Regions from separate parts of the Homo sapiens genome. Here region 1 is linked to region 2. Evidence: chromatin loops called from intact Hi-C (ENCODE). Cell type or tissue: dorsolateral prefrontal cortex. All regions are shown on one strand. Each heading gives the region's core, and the rest is flanking DNA. Links, peaks and the distances in the headings are about the cores only.

Region 1 (7,979 bases), core at 2,962-5,461, 58 kb after region 2:
GGTGGAGTTAGGACTAGAACATAGGCTACTATAACCCCAAAGCCAGTTGTTCCCAAACTACCTATGAGAATCTGGAAGATTACACATATAGATTCCTAGGCCGTCTCTGCATAGTCTCCCTCTGTAAGTCTATTGTTATTTGTGGCTTGTTTTTATTTTCTAGGTGGACTTCAGCCAAGAAAATAAACTAAACCAAACCATTTGTATAAGCCAAGGAATATGTAAGTGGTATAATAAATATTAAAGCAGCTTATCTTGAGCTGGCTTTCTGAAGTAGATTGTTTTCTCTGTCAGGCAAGTGATATGGAAAGTTTAGGAGAGACTGAGGCAGTAGCTAGTGATGGGCTTGTAAACCGCCTCCCAGTAAATGGGAGAAGCCCTAATTTATGGCATCTGTTGATTTCAGTGGTGTAAATACTCCCACCATGGCCAATTTCTAACTACTGATAACTTTAACAACTTGCTCACAACATTCTTATTTAATGATTGGCCCATGAGTTAGCTCCAGCATAATACTGGCATGTAGACTGTATAGGGGAGAAACTGAACAATTTCCCAGCATTATCTAAATTGTCCATTATGTGGTCTGAATTGGTGTAAACTCCCCAAACATTACTCTACCTGTTGGCCTCATGTTCTGATTTCCAAAGGTGGCTTAGTGTCCCCCAAGTCCTCATTTCTCAATTTCCAGATATGCTTTATATGGATATAGGGCAGAATGAAACTACGGATGGAGACTAGTGGGTAGAGCACTTCGTAGAAGAGAAATGGATGCCATCTTTAAGATGACTCATCCTTTGCTCTTACCTGCCACATGGCAGGAGTCACAGGATGGGGAGCTGCCTCCTGTATAAGAGCCTCAGGGTGGGAATGAAACATGACATATGATTTAAAGAAGCTTGGCTCTAAGCCTGAGAGCAAAGGGCTGGGTCTTTCTGTGCCTCCACTTGCCATGGGAGAAAGACACGTATGGTTAGATTGCAGAGTCAACATTAGCAAGAAAGTTCATCAGCACGGAGCTGAAGAGATCAGTAGCCTGCTTTTAGTCCATGAGTCAAGCTCATGGGGCAAGTTGGCTTCTCAGAGACCCCATGTGACCAGACCCATTGGTGCACAACCCTAGCTAGTCCAATGACATAGACTGTTGTTTGGCCTGGAGTAATCTCTATCAGCAGAATCACCTTGGGAAACTGAGTAATGGTGGTTTGACAGACTGGGCCCTGAGCACACTAACATGACTACCACTTTCAGATGTAAAAGTACCAAAAACATATTCCAAAACCAAATAGAAATAATTCTGGGATCATCTACCATTTTACATTATTTGTTCCTTTGGTAAACTTCCAGAAGTCAGGATATTTTCTGGATGTCTGATATGTGCATGCACAATTAAAACAAAAATATATAATCCATCCTTGAGCTCCCTAAGTAGCCAACTTCAACACTTCTCTACTTAAGGACAAGCTTGTTTTGAATATTAATTTGCTTTCATTCTGGTTGAATCCATTTGTACAATAATTCAATGCTCACATATTCTTTTTCCCGACTAGAAAAGGTAGTCATTTATCTTCCAAGAAGGCAAAGTAGAAAATTAACTCCCAAATGAATCAACCAGAGAGAGAACTGAATCACAGTGGGACTTGCAATTTTAGCATACACACTTCAAAGGAGTTAGTGTGGGTGGATTTCGAGTAAGGAGGCCTAGATTTAATTCACCAGCCTTCAGATCTTGGGCCAGTTATTTCATCTAAGTCGGTCTTCCCATCTGTAAAATGATATTTATGCTTAAATCTCATGGTAACATTTCCTCCTATGTACCAAGCATATTTATCATGTTATTTATCCTTAATCGTCACAACTATCCTTCAAGGTTTAATTTTGAGTTCAGAATTCCATGGGGATCCAGAGATGAGACCAGAAATTAACATGCGAAACCTCCCATGTATGTGTTTTGGTGCATTTTTATAAGGGCTCTCAAACACGGATACACTGAGAATCTCAACACCTGGGGTGAAGATGGGGGAGGGGCAGAGAAAAAAGCAGGTAGGTGTATGCATTTTAGAAAAACCACTCGTTGCAGTTCTGCGGTTGGCTCCCCAGTGTGGCTTGTGAGATATTAATTTAGACGAAAAGATCAAGCTACCAGTTTATAATATTTATTTGAGTATATACTGTATACTCAAAGCAGAAGTTATATTCAAGATGAATAAAAATTGAATTACCTGGATATTCTGCAGAGAAATGAAAGCATATATCTACACAAAGACTTGCACACCAATACTGATAGCAGTTTTATTCATTATAATCCCGAACTGAAAACAACCCCAAAGTCCACCAGCAAGTGAATAAAGAGGCAACATGCGCACCAAAACATGGATGACTCTCAAAAATATTATGCTAAGTAAAAGCCAGGCATAAAGGATGGCTCCATTTATATAAAATTCCTGTAAACTAATTTATACCAACAGAATGCAGATTATTGGTTGCCTTGGGGACCAGGGGTGGAAGGACAGACTGACTGCAAAAGAATATGAAGAAACTTTTGGGGTGATGGAAACATAATGTATCATGATTGTGGTGTTAGTTTCACAGATGTGTACATCTATTCAAACTCACTGAGCTCTAATTTTTTTAACAACTGCAGTTTAAAGTATGCCTTAATAAAACTAATAAAAATTTGAATTAGCAATCCCAGCTCCTGAATACTAGCAAATCTCAAGGGGCAGTTGTCATGTAACTAAGACTACTCACCAACCCAAATGCATGTCTTCTGAGTTACCCTTAGTATGAGCAATTAAAACACTACTGGGCCCTCAACACTATTCTCTCCCCTGAGTCACTGAATAGGGTTTTTAACAGAAGCAGTCAATAACTGCAGAGCTAAATTGTTGCATAGAGACTGGGTTCATGACCTTGTCCCCATGAGAACTATATCCTAATCCTTCTAACACCTGATAGATCAAGTTCATGTGGTTTGATTCACTCCAGTGGGTGTACCCAGATTTTACATCTACAGCTTAGATAAAATAGACTGAGTTATGCAAAATTCCCTGCAAGCTAGCTCTAATTCCCTTCTTTACCATACATCAGTGGTCAGCCATTGAAAACTCTGTCCTAACCAACTAGACTAACCAACCTTTGAGGAAGAGGAAAATATGTATCTAGAGAGGTAAGTTCCAAACCTATTTTACAATTAACATGCCTCAGTTCAGATATGTATAGAAGCCAATTTGTGTTCTAAAGTCCACTTATACTGTAATTTCAAACTTTTATTTTCATATTTAATGCCTTAGTAGCCTTTAATGAACAAACTAGTTTAAAGGTCAGTGGAAGATAGGCAAATATTTGTATGCCTACAGTTCTTTAAAACTTCATGATAATGTAAGATCTTTAACAAACTTATTGTGAACCAACGATTTGCAAATGCACTTTTGACCAATTATCACTTTAGAACAGATTGTTCACTTGTTTTCTAACCAATAAGCATGAATATTCTGTATATTTTAGCTTCAGTACTTTCTATGTATTACTGTAAAGATTTTATGTAATATAGTTGTAAAATCCATATTTTTTAGAAACTTAAATTTATCATGATTTGCAAGATAAACAGTATGACAACAGAACATGTCCCATGAGTGAAGAAATATATTTAAAAAGTTTTGTGTTAAATTTCTGTAAATGAGTCTGCCTTGGAAATTCTTTGTCCCACATTTGTGCGAAAATATCACAGACTTGGCTCCATTCCATTCTGACAGCTGCAAAACAAGTATAACTGTTCATTAACCTGTTAGGAGTAGAATTCTTCTACAAGATAATTATTTGTTCCATGTAATAACTTTCTGGAGAAGCCAAACGCACTTGATCCATTTTTATTTCAAAATGTCTACAAAGTTTTAATTCTCCATTATACAGGTAATTTTTCAAAATCTAGACATTATTCAAATGTAAGCCAAAGTCCTTACACAAATAGAATACACTCAAAGATCAAAAATATACATATCTTTCAGCAAACTTTGTTACATAAATAAGAAAAATATATACAGCTGGTGTTTTCAAAGTACAATTATCTTAACACTGCAAACATGTATAGAAGGAACTAAAATAAAAAGAAACACTACAGCAAAGGTTAAAGGAACAACAAATTCATTTTACAACATCATCAATTATAAAGATACATATATCAAATCTTAGGGGAATATATACTTCACACTGGGATCTTAACTTTTACTTCACTTTGTTTATTTTTTTAGAATACTCTCTGGATAGGTGAAAATCTATCCATGACACCTATTACGAAAGTTACATGTGAAGAATTCAATAATCTAGGTCTTTGTACTCTGGGATAGATGTAAAAAGAATTCTTTAAAAGTTAAATTTGTATAAGCCTATGTTAACAATTTCCAAGTAAACTGTTCTATTGGAAATTAAATATTTCAAAGTAGAAAACGTTAGGAAAAACTTCACTCAAAAAATTTTAACACAGTAAGCAATAAAGAAAAATTATGCCAATGTTTCCTTAGATAAAGGCAACTCAGCTAGGTTTATGTTTTACCCCAGAAATTCTCCTTCCTTTTCTTAGCTCGTGCCAGAGTTTGAAAAGCCCGGAGACTAGAAGCTGCAGAGCGAGCAGAAATCTCAGACAATCTGTCCTCATCTGCAATGAAAAAATCCCGAGATTATATTCATTGCCAAAAATATCTATTAAATAAACATTGTGTTTTATATAACAGAAAATTAAAAGCATCAAACTGTGTTATCAATGTCAAGTTAGTCAGGAAAAAAAGTAATCTACTGAAATGTAAGATACTAACACTCTCATGATACCTCACAGTAGTTTTCCAGGTTTATCATATATAGAAATCAAACCTTTTAATCTTAACATTTATCGTTAAATTTTTTTCCTTCTTGAAATCCCGTCATTAACAGAGCACACGGCCTATGATTTCAGTATTACTTGAAAATAATTCATCATAATACTGTTTTATCCTACTTTAAAAAGCACAGCTATTCTGAGCAAAAAGCTTTTCTAAACTTTTTAAAAACAAAATGCCATACCTTAACATGGCATTTACATCACATTTCTAAAATAATCTCACTAAATGTAGAAATAATTTTTGATTTTAATATGCTACCCTTCCTTAATACTGAAATTCCTCATTCTGAGTAAGCAAATCTTTTATAAGGTTATTTATAGACACTATTCTTCCATTAGAAAGAAAAAAGGACTGGATTCAAAGTTGTCAGACATTTGCATTTCAAAACATACAACTTGATTTCTAGCTCAATGAATTATAACAAAAAGTCCTAAACCTGCTAAACGGAAAGAAAGTCTTTAATGTATGATACAGAGTATGAAATTTAAATTTACTTCCAATTCAAACTTTGTAAGTTCAGTAATTCCATACTTCTTAGGATGAATTAAAATAGTGATTCAATTATTCATATTGAATTCAAGTCTCCTGCCACTATTATAAGCAAATAAATGTCAGAATAAAAACTACAAAAGGCTGGGCATGGTGGCTCACGCCTGTAATCCCAGCACTTTGGGAGGCCAAGGTGGGCGGATCACAAGGTCAGGAGTTTGAGACCATCCTGGCCAACATGGTGAAACCCCATCTCTACTAAAAATACAAAAATTAGCCGGGTGTGGTAGCGGATGCCTGTAATCCCAGCTATTTGGGAGGCTGAGGCAGGAGAATCGCTTGAACCCGGGAGGCAGAGGCTGCAGTGAGCCGAGATCATGCCACTGCACTCCAGCCTGGCGACAGAGCGAGACTCCGTCTCAAAAACAAAACAAAACGAAACAGCAAAAAAGAATAATGTCAATTTTCTCTAATCATGTATTTGTTTGACCATGGAAAATTGACAAAAATATATAGGCATTTTTTTAAAAGATGGATGTAACACTAGGCCAAATTCCTGAGCCCCCAGCTAGACAAGGTGGAAAAAGAAAAAGAACACTGACCTCAGCTGTGATGTCAGGCACAATCTCTTATTGTATGTTTGCCCTAGAACAGTTTTTTACCACTTTACTCCCAGCTTACTCATTTGTAAATGGGGGTAATTTCACTCCCCCTCACAGGGTTTCAAGGATCTAATGAAAAATCTGTGGAAGTACTTCATAAGCTATAAAGTGCTAATCAAATGTAAAGCCATTATACTCTCATAGACTAGAACTCAAACTTTTATGTTATGTGACTACTGAAATACCTTCATCATTAAAGGCTTCATGTTGAGGTAACTGCAAATTGTTCATCCTTGCTTTTCCCACTTAAAAAAAAAAAGGCAGAATAAATTATCCTTCAAAAGCCACTGAACAGCTTATCTCAATTATATACTAAACTGTTAGTAAAAGTAGGCTGTCAGAAATTTTATTAATTATCAAACCTACATGTGAGTAAAGGTTTAAGAAATGAAAAAGATTTTATTAATTAATTTTATATCTTAATAGAAATTACCATAAAAGGGCCATTCATAATTTATAATGCACTTAGCAAGCATGTAAACAAACTATGGATAACTTCCTAATATTCTTTCCAATGATAATATTGATCTATTCTAACTTTAAAGAAATGTAGTAGGCTTCTGATTAGAGATGGTAAATTAAATACACGCATTTACAAGAAGAACAAACTCATAGGACAAAGAGAATGGGAGCAAATAAGACAGCAAGAAACTTTTTGGAACATGGAAAGCAAATGGAAGAGCAGTGAGTGTATAACTATACCCAAGTAAGTGGAAGTTTAAGCCAGCAGAAGAGTGAAACCAAGAAACAACCAACTTGTTCCCCTGATGGCTCTGGGTTTGGGCATACTGAGTACCACTGAAAGTTGGAGTGAAGGGAAGACTGAACCAGGAAGCTGCCTAAATATGTTTTTACAAAAATAGTTAATATGCCAGGTCCTCCTTTAAATTTGCACAGCTGGGTAGTTCCCTCTTTCCCAAAGAGGCATGGAAGTTTCGTCTCTAAAAGTTTACCAGAGATACTTTGACTGAAGGATACCAGGTTCAACTGTGGGCAGGGGTAATGTATTCAAAACAGAGGCATTATATGTATCATTTTCCTCTTCAAAGAGATAAAACATTCCATTCATGAAATAAGAATGGGATGCTGTATAAAAGCAATATGCAATGTTCAAAAATTCTTAGAAATTAAAAAGAGCAAAAATCTTTTTAAAAAACTAACAGACGGCATGTGGAGAGTCAAAGAGCAGACCCACCTAACCCAGCCCCTGCCTGGCTGTGCCCCTCCACAGCTTAACAAAAACGACATAAACTTTTGGGAGTTTTATAACCCTGCCCAGGTGTGAGAAGCCAGAATACCTCCCCTGGGCAACACAGGGAAAGCTCAATTACCACTGCTACTACTGCAGCTGGTGCTCTTTTGCAAGCAGCACCTCCTGATTAGAGGCCAACTGACACAGTCCATTATATCATCTCTAGGTAGAATAACGCTGTGCCCAGAAAACCAGTGCCTGACCTCAGCTATCACCACTGCCTGCAACACCCTAGCTGACCAGTGGTCCTGAATCTGTCTACGTGACAAGTTCACAACTATCATAACCAACACGCAAGAAAGCCAGCACCCTAAGCCTATCTACAACCAAGGAATCTCAGGAGTCCCAGATCTTTCCACTGGTGGGAAGTTTCTTTCAGCAGAGACACAATTGCAGTGCTAGGCTCAGCAGGGAGTCTACCCCATCACCCCAACAGTCAGGCAAGCTTAGTGCTCATGAAGGGTCTTGGAGAAGGGGTCTTATTTCCCCTTGTCCACCACTGCAGACACAGCTGGGACTTCTCCCACAGGACTCGGTATGAGTGTGCCTATAGACAGCCTTCCTGGAACACTTTAGGGTGACTGCTTCCCCACAGGAGGAGCACTCCCCAGATGCAGGCTTGCATGAGAGGCAGAGTCACAATTCCTATCTACTTGGATAGCATTCTCACCCTTCACCCTGATAAGACCTCACTGCATTTAA
Region 2 (7,979 bases), core at 3,085-5,584:
AAGTACATCAACAAGAAGGTTCACAGTAATAACATCAAGAATTGAGGTGATGTTTAGAAGTCACAATTGTGAGAGCTCTAGAAATAGATGTATCTTTTCTGTCAAAACACATTAATTGTTGCTTCAGCTCTTTGACCCGTGTCCCTGAGGCAGTCAACGTGAGCATGTGATAGACTCTGCTTGGGCTGAGCAATGAATTTGAGCCTGAACTTTCAGGGCACCAGGAATGCGATTTCTCCCTTAAGGATCCCCCTCCAACCCAGAGTAAAAGCCAATATCCTTTCTGCGGCCTAAGGACCTATCCTATCTTGCCTATGCTCCTTACCCCTAACCCTCCCTGCCCCCCAACCTCTATTCCTATTCCTCCTCCTGGCTCACCTAGTCCAGCACAATAGGCTCCTCACTCTTGTGAGGCCCATGGAGCAGGCCTGTGTCTCAGAGCGTTTGCACTTGCTGTTCCCTCTGTCTGAAATGCTTTTCTGTATAGTTAGCAAGCCCTTTCAACTCTTTCAAGTCCTTGCTGAAATATCACCTTCCCAGCAGTGCTTTTCCTGGATGCCTATTATAGGCCAAAGGAGGCATGGGGCGCATGTGTCGTCCTCCATGCCCTCAAATTCTTATGTTAAGGTCCTAACCCTCGGCTTCTCAGAATGTGACTGTGACTAGATTTGAAGATAGGATCTTTAAAGAGGTGATAAAGTTAAAAATGAGGTCACTAGGTTGTGCCCTAATGCAGTATGACGGGAGTCCTTATTAGAAGAGGAGATGAGGGCACAGGTAGAGAGGGAAGACCAACTGAAGACACAAGGAGGGGCCATCTACAAGCCAAGGAGAGAGGACTCAGCAGGAACCAACCCTGCCGACATTGTGATGTCAGACTTGTAGCCTCCAGAACTGTGAGAGGATAGCTTTCTGTTATTTAAGCCACCCAGTGTGTGGGGCTTTGTGGTGGCAGCCCTAGCAAACGAATACAATGCCCTAATTAGGATTCACCCGACTCCCACTCCCTCTATCTCTTTTTTTTGTTTTATTTTCTCCAAAGCCGTTATCATTATCTAACATATGATATATTTCATTTGTGCATTTTGTTTGCTATTTATCTCCCTTTGCTAAAATCTAAGCTCTATCGGAGCAAGGATTTTTGTCTGCTTGTTCGTTGCTGTTACCTCAGTTCCAAACAGTGACTGGTCCATGGTATGTGCCCAATAAATACCATCGGGTTACCGGAGACACCTCCCTACCATCACCACAGAATGCCCTGTGGGACAAAATAGACTATAGGGCTATTTGGGCCATGAGGAGGAGGAAGAAGAAATGTGGGGACATTTGGCATAAAATGATGAGCTCTGCTTTCGGAGGGCTTCTCTGGAAGCTTCTTCTTGATCCTCTTCTGAGATTGGGCAGCCACAAATAGTTCTTTATCTCCTAATTTTGCCTTAGACATCTACAGAACCCACAGTGGGCATCCCCTCCCCTGCCTTCATCATTGTTTCCTGTCTCTCCTCTGCATTTCAAACCAAAGCAGAGGGTAGGAGGGCAGATGAGCTGAGTGTCTGGGTTAGATAGGAGCCTCTAGTGCAGCCCTGTGTTGGCTGATGCCGATGACTTTTCTTCTCTCTCTCTCTCTGCATCTTTTCTCTCATAACTTCCTACACACCATCTGTTCCCTTTACTGCAGTTAAATATGTCTGTGTTTCTTTGTATTACAGGCCTAGGTGCTCTCTGATGGTGGGAATCCACTAATAAGAGGTGTCCAGTTCTTCTAGCAAACTTGTCAGTGCTCATGTCTTCCATGGGTTGTGCCCTGAATCAATGCATTTATTAATTCTTTCAAAATGCAAAATAAAAATTATGTGTTGAGCCTCTACTAGGTGCCAAGAGATATCTTGTCTATGCCCCTTACCCCCATCCCTTGCCCCCCCTACAAACTCTTACCGTTATGGAGCTTAGATTCACATAGGAAATTGGCTCAGCCCAGGTTCCCCAGAAGATAGAGCATGAGGATAAGTTTCTGTGCTGAAGCTCTATTAGGGAAGAGTGAGAGTGATGGAAAAAAGAAATTAGGTCAACCAGGATGGGGAGCAAGTTCATGGCAATGCATAAGTGATCTAGCCAGTGCTTTATGAAGAGAGACAGCCAGCCTCTTGGCCATGTAGGATGTCTCCACAAAGGCTATGCAGAAGCATGCCTTGGGTCAGACCAGGGGAAGGAGAGAGGGGAATGAAAGTTAGATGCCAGCTTCCTCGCCTGCTCTAGGAGGAGTTAACTTCTTCAACCTCTGGATGGTACCTGCTCTCTTTAGCAGCCAAGGGGAAGGTAAATTCCACAACCTATTCCATGGCACTTTATCTGAGTCCAGAGTGGAAGAAAGAGCCAGAGATGATCACTGCAGTGGCAGCAGTGGAGCAAGACAGACCAAGAGAATCTGAGATGGTTCCCATGATGATACAGAGATTTATTGTCTATTGTAATAAAAAAAAACTTATTGTTATCAAAAATGGCTAACAGCAAGGTAGGTTCATCAATATAACAAACATATCACTCTGGTGGGAGATGCTGATCATGGGGTAGTCTATGCATCCATGGGACAGAGGGTGTTTATGGGAAATCTCTGTACCTTCTGTTCAGTTTTGCTGTAAACCTAACACGCCCTATTTATAAAATGGCTAACAAGATAAAATGCTACGATAGTCACGATTTTATTTTATTGTTCTGCAATAACAACTGTGGTTGATATGGAAATTTAATGCAATTTTTGTTAACTCTGGGTCACACCCAGTGCTGAATTTATCTGCCATCTGCCACTCATAACAGATCTTAATAGTTGCCCTCATAACAGATCTTAATAGTTGCCCACAAAACCAATGTCTTTTAATCTTAATCATGGAATTTTGTTTGGGTGTCAGTGTGTGTAGTGCCAGGAGATGAACTGTGGATGATCTAAGCCCAAAGTCAGCAAATCATGACGCAAATCTGGCCTGTAGCTGGTTTTTGTAAGGCTTATGAGCTAAGAAGGGTATTTACACTTTTAAGGGGCTGAGAAGAAGGAGAAGGAGGAAGGAAGATAAGGCGGGAGGAGAAGGAGTAGGGGAAAAGAAGAGGAGGAGAAGGAGGAAGAAGAGAAAGACAAGGAGGGGAAGAAGAAGAAATATACAACAAAGACCATATGTGGCCCACAAAGCCTAAAATATTTACTATTTTTCCTTTAACAAACAAAAATCTTGTCCATTCCTAATCTAAGCCAATGATCAGAATGAACATATGAGACATATTTGACCAAACAGATTATGAGGGGATTTCTGCCTATAGGGCAGGTCCATTTGGAGGGAGGGCAAATCAGCATCTCCCTGGGCTCCCCGCCTGGGGAGAGGGAGAGGAGCTTGGTCGCGGTGCACCTTATTTTTCATTTCTGAGTATCATTAAAATTCAATTTAAACAATTATTCTTCCAGCCAAGATGGAAGTGATTTAATTTCTCCATGAGGATAGGTGTACTTCTCATTTTAAGGACAAGGAATTTTCCATGCAAAGGTTCTGGGGCAGTGAAGAGCAGATCACATGCACTCTGTAGACAAGCCCCATTGGAACAACCTTCTGAAGATGAAAGCCTGGAGAGTTTGGCAAAACCATGGGAAGAAAGCTCAAGATGATTCAACCATGGCTTTAAACCGCAGGGTTCCTAGCAGCCTTCACATGTCAGCAATTATCAATAAAAGCAATCCAACTAGGCTGTAGTTGGGTCTCCTACAGTTTGAGTGTTCCCTTTGAGGGAACACCTCTTGTCTGGCTGTGTCAGAAACAACTTAATTGCTGTGTATTTAGTTTTTTGAATGGATTTTACTCCACACCATCAGTGGCACCAGCTTTCGTATCATTCCTGTGAGCACCTGGTGGTGGGAAGTTTTCATGAGTATCAGCTGCCTAAACTCACCAAAGAGAAAGTGAAAGTACACAGCGTTGATGGAATTGTCATATCAGCCTGTAGCAGGTTAGGGGCTGAGGCCCGGTATGAGCCCAAATCCTGTTAGTCCACCAAGCTCCCTTTGCATAAGTCCCATCAAGAACTGCGTTTCCAGGGACTAGAAATAGAAAACTGAAGAGAATTAATGTTACCAGCTACTGGCCGTTTCCCACTGCATTGCCCACACAAGCTGTGCTCTAGCCACACGGACTTGTGGCCCTCGCCTGAGCACTCTATCCACTTTCACATCCCCAACTCTTTGCTCATCTGGGTCCTTGGGTCCAGAAAGCCATTCAATCCTTTGTGTATCCATCTCAAGCATTTACTGAGCACCTATAAAGTGCCAGGCATTTTCAGGGTATAGGGGCTTAAATGTAGGCAACAGTTTCTGTCCTTAAAAATTCTCAAGATAGACACATAACAAGGGATTAAACTACAGTGTGATAAATGCTAAGAGAGATGTAAATTATACCTTGAGAGCCCTGAAGATGGAGCAATTAACTACGGCTGGATTGCAAAGGGGAAGAAAAAAGGGAAATTTCACAGTGTTGTCATTTGAACCCATTTAAATCCTTCTTGTCCTCCAAAAGATCAGCTTAAATGCAACCTTCGGTGCCTTCCCAATGATGATTGTCATCTTGTTGGTGCCTCACTGGTAGCACATGTCAGTCCACTTGTGCCCTAGGCTGTTGCATGCCTGTCTTCCTCGCAAGACAACTGCAGACTCCTTCAGGGCAGCATCCAAATAAAATCTGACCTTGTGTTTTCAAAGCCCATCCCACAGGATCTTGTATATCCTATGATCTAAAAAATCGTTTAGGAACTAAATTGAATTGAAATTTCTAAGGCTTTCACTGAGACAAGCAGCAATGTAAGAGTTCTAAAATTCCTGGGCAGTTACTGTGCTTAAAAATAGCATCTGTGGCGATGGCAAGATGAAAATGTCACAGATGAAAGAACAGCTCACAAAAGCACCTCACAGCCTGTGAATTTCAAAAAGAAACAGTGCCTACTGGTAAGGACTCAGCTGGTCAATTTCTAGGTGCTATAGAGATTAAACTGCACACACATGGCTAACATAAGATTCAAGATGCAGAGAATGAACCCAGATGGTTAAGCCCCATAGAAACAATGAAGGGACTGTGACTAATAGAAACACGTTGGGTCACCCTGAATATTTTTAGTAGCTGTAACAAGAAAAGAGGAGGAAGATGGGCCACACACAACAGAATCAGCCAAAATGCAAGGTTAAGAGGAGTCAGAATTATTCCAGTGAAAGAATCTCTCATCCTGTAGCTTGCATAGTAGCCCAAATTAAACAAAGATTCCTATGAATGCCCTTGGATGCTGCAGAGAGGGAAGAGCAAACACAGAAAGGAGCAAGGGCACTCCTGGGACTGAGGGGCAGAAGGGAATTTTAGGCTCCTGTAGGCGATAGTGCACATTGGCCTCAGCACCTCTACTTCTTTGTGGAGAAAACTGTTGGAGAAACAGGAAAACAAAATATTAAACAGTATTTAAATTTTAGAAATCAAAATACTGTTGTTTCCAAGTTTGTTTTGTTACAGGATCAAAAATTTACACACGACTCAGACACACCCAAAATTGGTTTTATTTATTGTCCATAAATGATTTCACCTAAATTCCCAGACTCCATCCTGCTGCTGGGTGGGAGTTGGGGAGGGGCGGGAAATGGAAGGGGGAAGAAGAGTAAATAGGGCAGAGTCCCAGTAGAAAATGTATGCTACGTTCAAACTGGGGAATGGATAAGAGTTTAATAATAGATTGATTTTCTTAAGGCATTGTGTTAGTGTGTGCTGCTATAACAAAATACCACAGACCAGATAATTTATAAAGAACAGACATTTATTTCTCACAGTTCTGGAGGCTGGGAAGTCCAAGATCAGGGTGCCAGCAGGTTTGGTGTTTGGTGAGGGCTGGCTCTCTCTCTGCTTCCAAGATGGCGCCTTGTTGTTCATTCTCCAGAGAAGACGAATGCTGTGTCCTCACAGGGTGAAGGTGGAATGGAAAAAAAAGGGCCTAACGCTGTGTGGAGTTTCTTTTAAAAGGGTCTGAATCCCATTCAGGAGGGAGAACCCCTCATGACTTAATCACCTCCTAAAGGTCCCACATCTTAATACTATTGCATTGGAGATAAAGTTTCAACATGAATCTTGGAGGGAACACAAACATTCAAACCATAACAGGTGTGGAAAGAGCTCAAGGAAACCAACAAGAAATAGTGCAATTCCCTGAGACTAACAACAGCTAGCTGGCTGTTGAAGTAAGGGTTGAGAGTGGTTTTCAGAACTAACAAAGATATCTATATGGAGAAGGGCTGTCTGCAAGAGCTGAGGCTTTTGGTAGAAGTACATAGCCAACCAGCATGGCAGCCTGGCAGGAGAGCTCCAAGGGATTAGATACTCTGACCTTATCCTCCCCACCCCCCAGCCCACCCTTCGATCTCCCGGTACTTCTTCCATTAGCCAAATACAATCAAAAGCCAGGGAGCTTGCATGTATATGAACCAATCCATATACGTCAGCCTCTTTGGGCACCAAGTAGAGTGGAAAAGTACAGAATATGGATCTGGAGGGCCAGATGGACACCTTGCATCCCTTGTGTCTTCAGCATCCACTCTTATCTTTATCCAGGTGAAAAATGTGTATTGGCAGCCTAGGAAACATATAGAATCTCATCAGCTACCATATCATTATAGGATGATGTCATTGTGGTCATATTCCCACCTGAAAACAAAAATATTAGCCACCACAAGTACTCTTCAAATAAAAGGGAGGAAAGGAGGGGAGAAGACAAACAATGAACAGAAATCCTATCTGCTACAGCTCCTGCTTTTATAGCAATTCGAAAGACCCAAGTTAACAAGTGTGGATTCTTTCTTCCACCACCGCTTTATTTTTCCCTTACCCTCTGCCTGTACCACAGTAGAATGGAGTCCTTTGCCTGGTAAAGTGACTTAAACCCTCATTCCCATAGAAACGGAATGCTTAATGATTCTGTCTCTTCTGAGTTGATGCAATTTTCCAATGAAAATACTCCTGAACAAGGGGCTGTTACAAGAAAAATCCAGTGAATCTCCTCGGTTCAGGCAGAAGATAAATTCACTGAGGCTGTGTTTGCCTCCGAGACAAGAGGACTTCAGCCTTCAACCCTTGGTATTACTTCATTCTCCTCATCTAAGTGTCTTCACTCAAATCTTAAAAACTTCCTTTCAGAAAAAATCACCTGTCTTCCTTCAATTCCTATACGGAGCACTTTCTGCTAGTGAATAATATAGTATAAATGAAGAACCAGAAGAAACACTAAAGAATTTCTTTTCCTGTTTGTGAATGTGATTCATACATAACTCCTATTTCCCAGGCAACCCATGCTGAGTGTCACAGTAAGAGTCACAAGCCAGATTTCTCTGGCTCTGCTCCCTTCCACTCCAATGCAATCATTGCTTCTTTCCTAGACTCTCGTCCTGGCCTTGCTTCTATCCTTACTCCTCCTAGATTTACTCTGCATTATCAACCAGAGTGATCTTTACAAAACATGAGTCATACCAAGCCTTCCTCATGCTTGAAACCCTCTGGTGGCTTTTCCTCAGCCTTAGAACAAAATCCAAAGTCCTGCTCTAGCTTGCAAAGACACACATACCTGGTCCTAGTCAAATGTTGGGCTCATCTTAAGCTTTGCCCTTTACCCAGGCTACTCCAGTCCCAACCTTCTTGCTACTTCTTGAATACGCCAAACTTGCCTCATCTCAAGGTGATATCCCCAGATATTCACATGGCCCATGTCCCCACCTCATTCAGATATCTGCCCTCCAAGAGGCCTTCCCTGATCTCCTTACCTAAATTAACCCCCATTAAGTTCTACCCCCACGCCCTACTTTGTTTTTCTTCATAGCAGATATCCATGCTTGTTATTATACTATATGTCCTCTGTTATATTTACATTAGAATGCAAGTTCTATGAGGACACGGGCTCTGTACGTATGATGTTTACCTTCACAC

What was found. Hi-C counts contacts between places; a loop is a spot of excess contacts. Peaks named below come from ENCODE experiments on the same cell type or tissue, not always from the same donor. Only the 100,000 strongest peaks of a DNase experiment are listed, where the experiment ranks them.
Region 1: it touches region 2 in a loop (2.4-fold over the local background); 7 of 110 quality-filtered maps call a loop at or near these places.

Annotation. Positions count from the first base shown.
Region 1 is chr12:68,290,713-68,298,691 of GRCh38, forward strand. It overlaps MDM1 (Mdm1 nuclear protein), which reads right to left. Exons shown (of 15, transcript NM_001354969.2): 14 at 6,211-6,270; 15 at 3,854-4,654. The coding sequence ends at 4,542. Among named protein-coding and RNA genes, the nearest start is that of MDM1, 38 kb to the right of the region's middle. In dorsolateral prefrontal cortex, for the core only: no CTCF peak of the experiment used is centred there; no DNase peak of the experiment used is centred there.
Region 2 is chr12:68,232,820-68,240,798 of GRCh38, forward strand. No RefSeq gene overlaps it. Among named protein-coding and RNA genes, the nearest start is that of IL26, 11 kb to the left of the region's middle. In dorsolateral prefrontal cortex, for the core only: a CTCF peak has its summit at 4,450; no DNase peak of the experiment used is centred there; H3K4me3 peaks cover 1,093 bases; H3K27ac peaks cover 1,968 bases.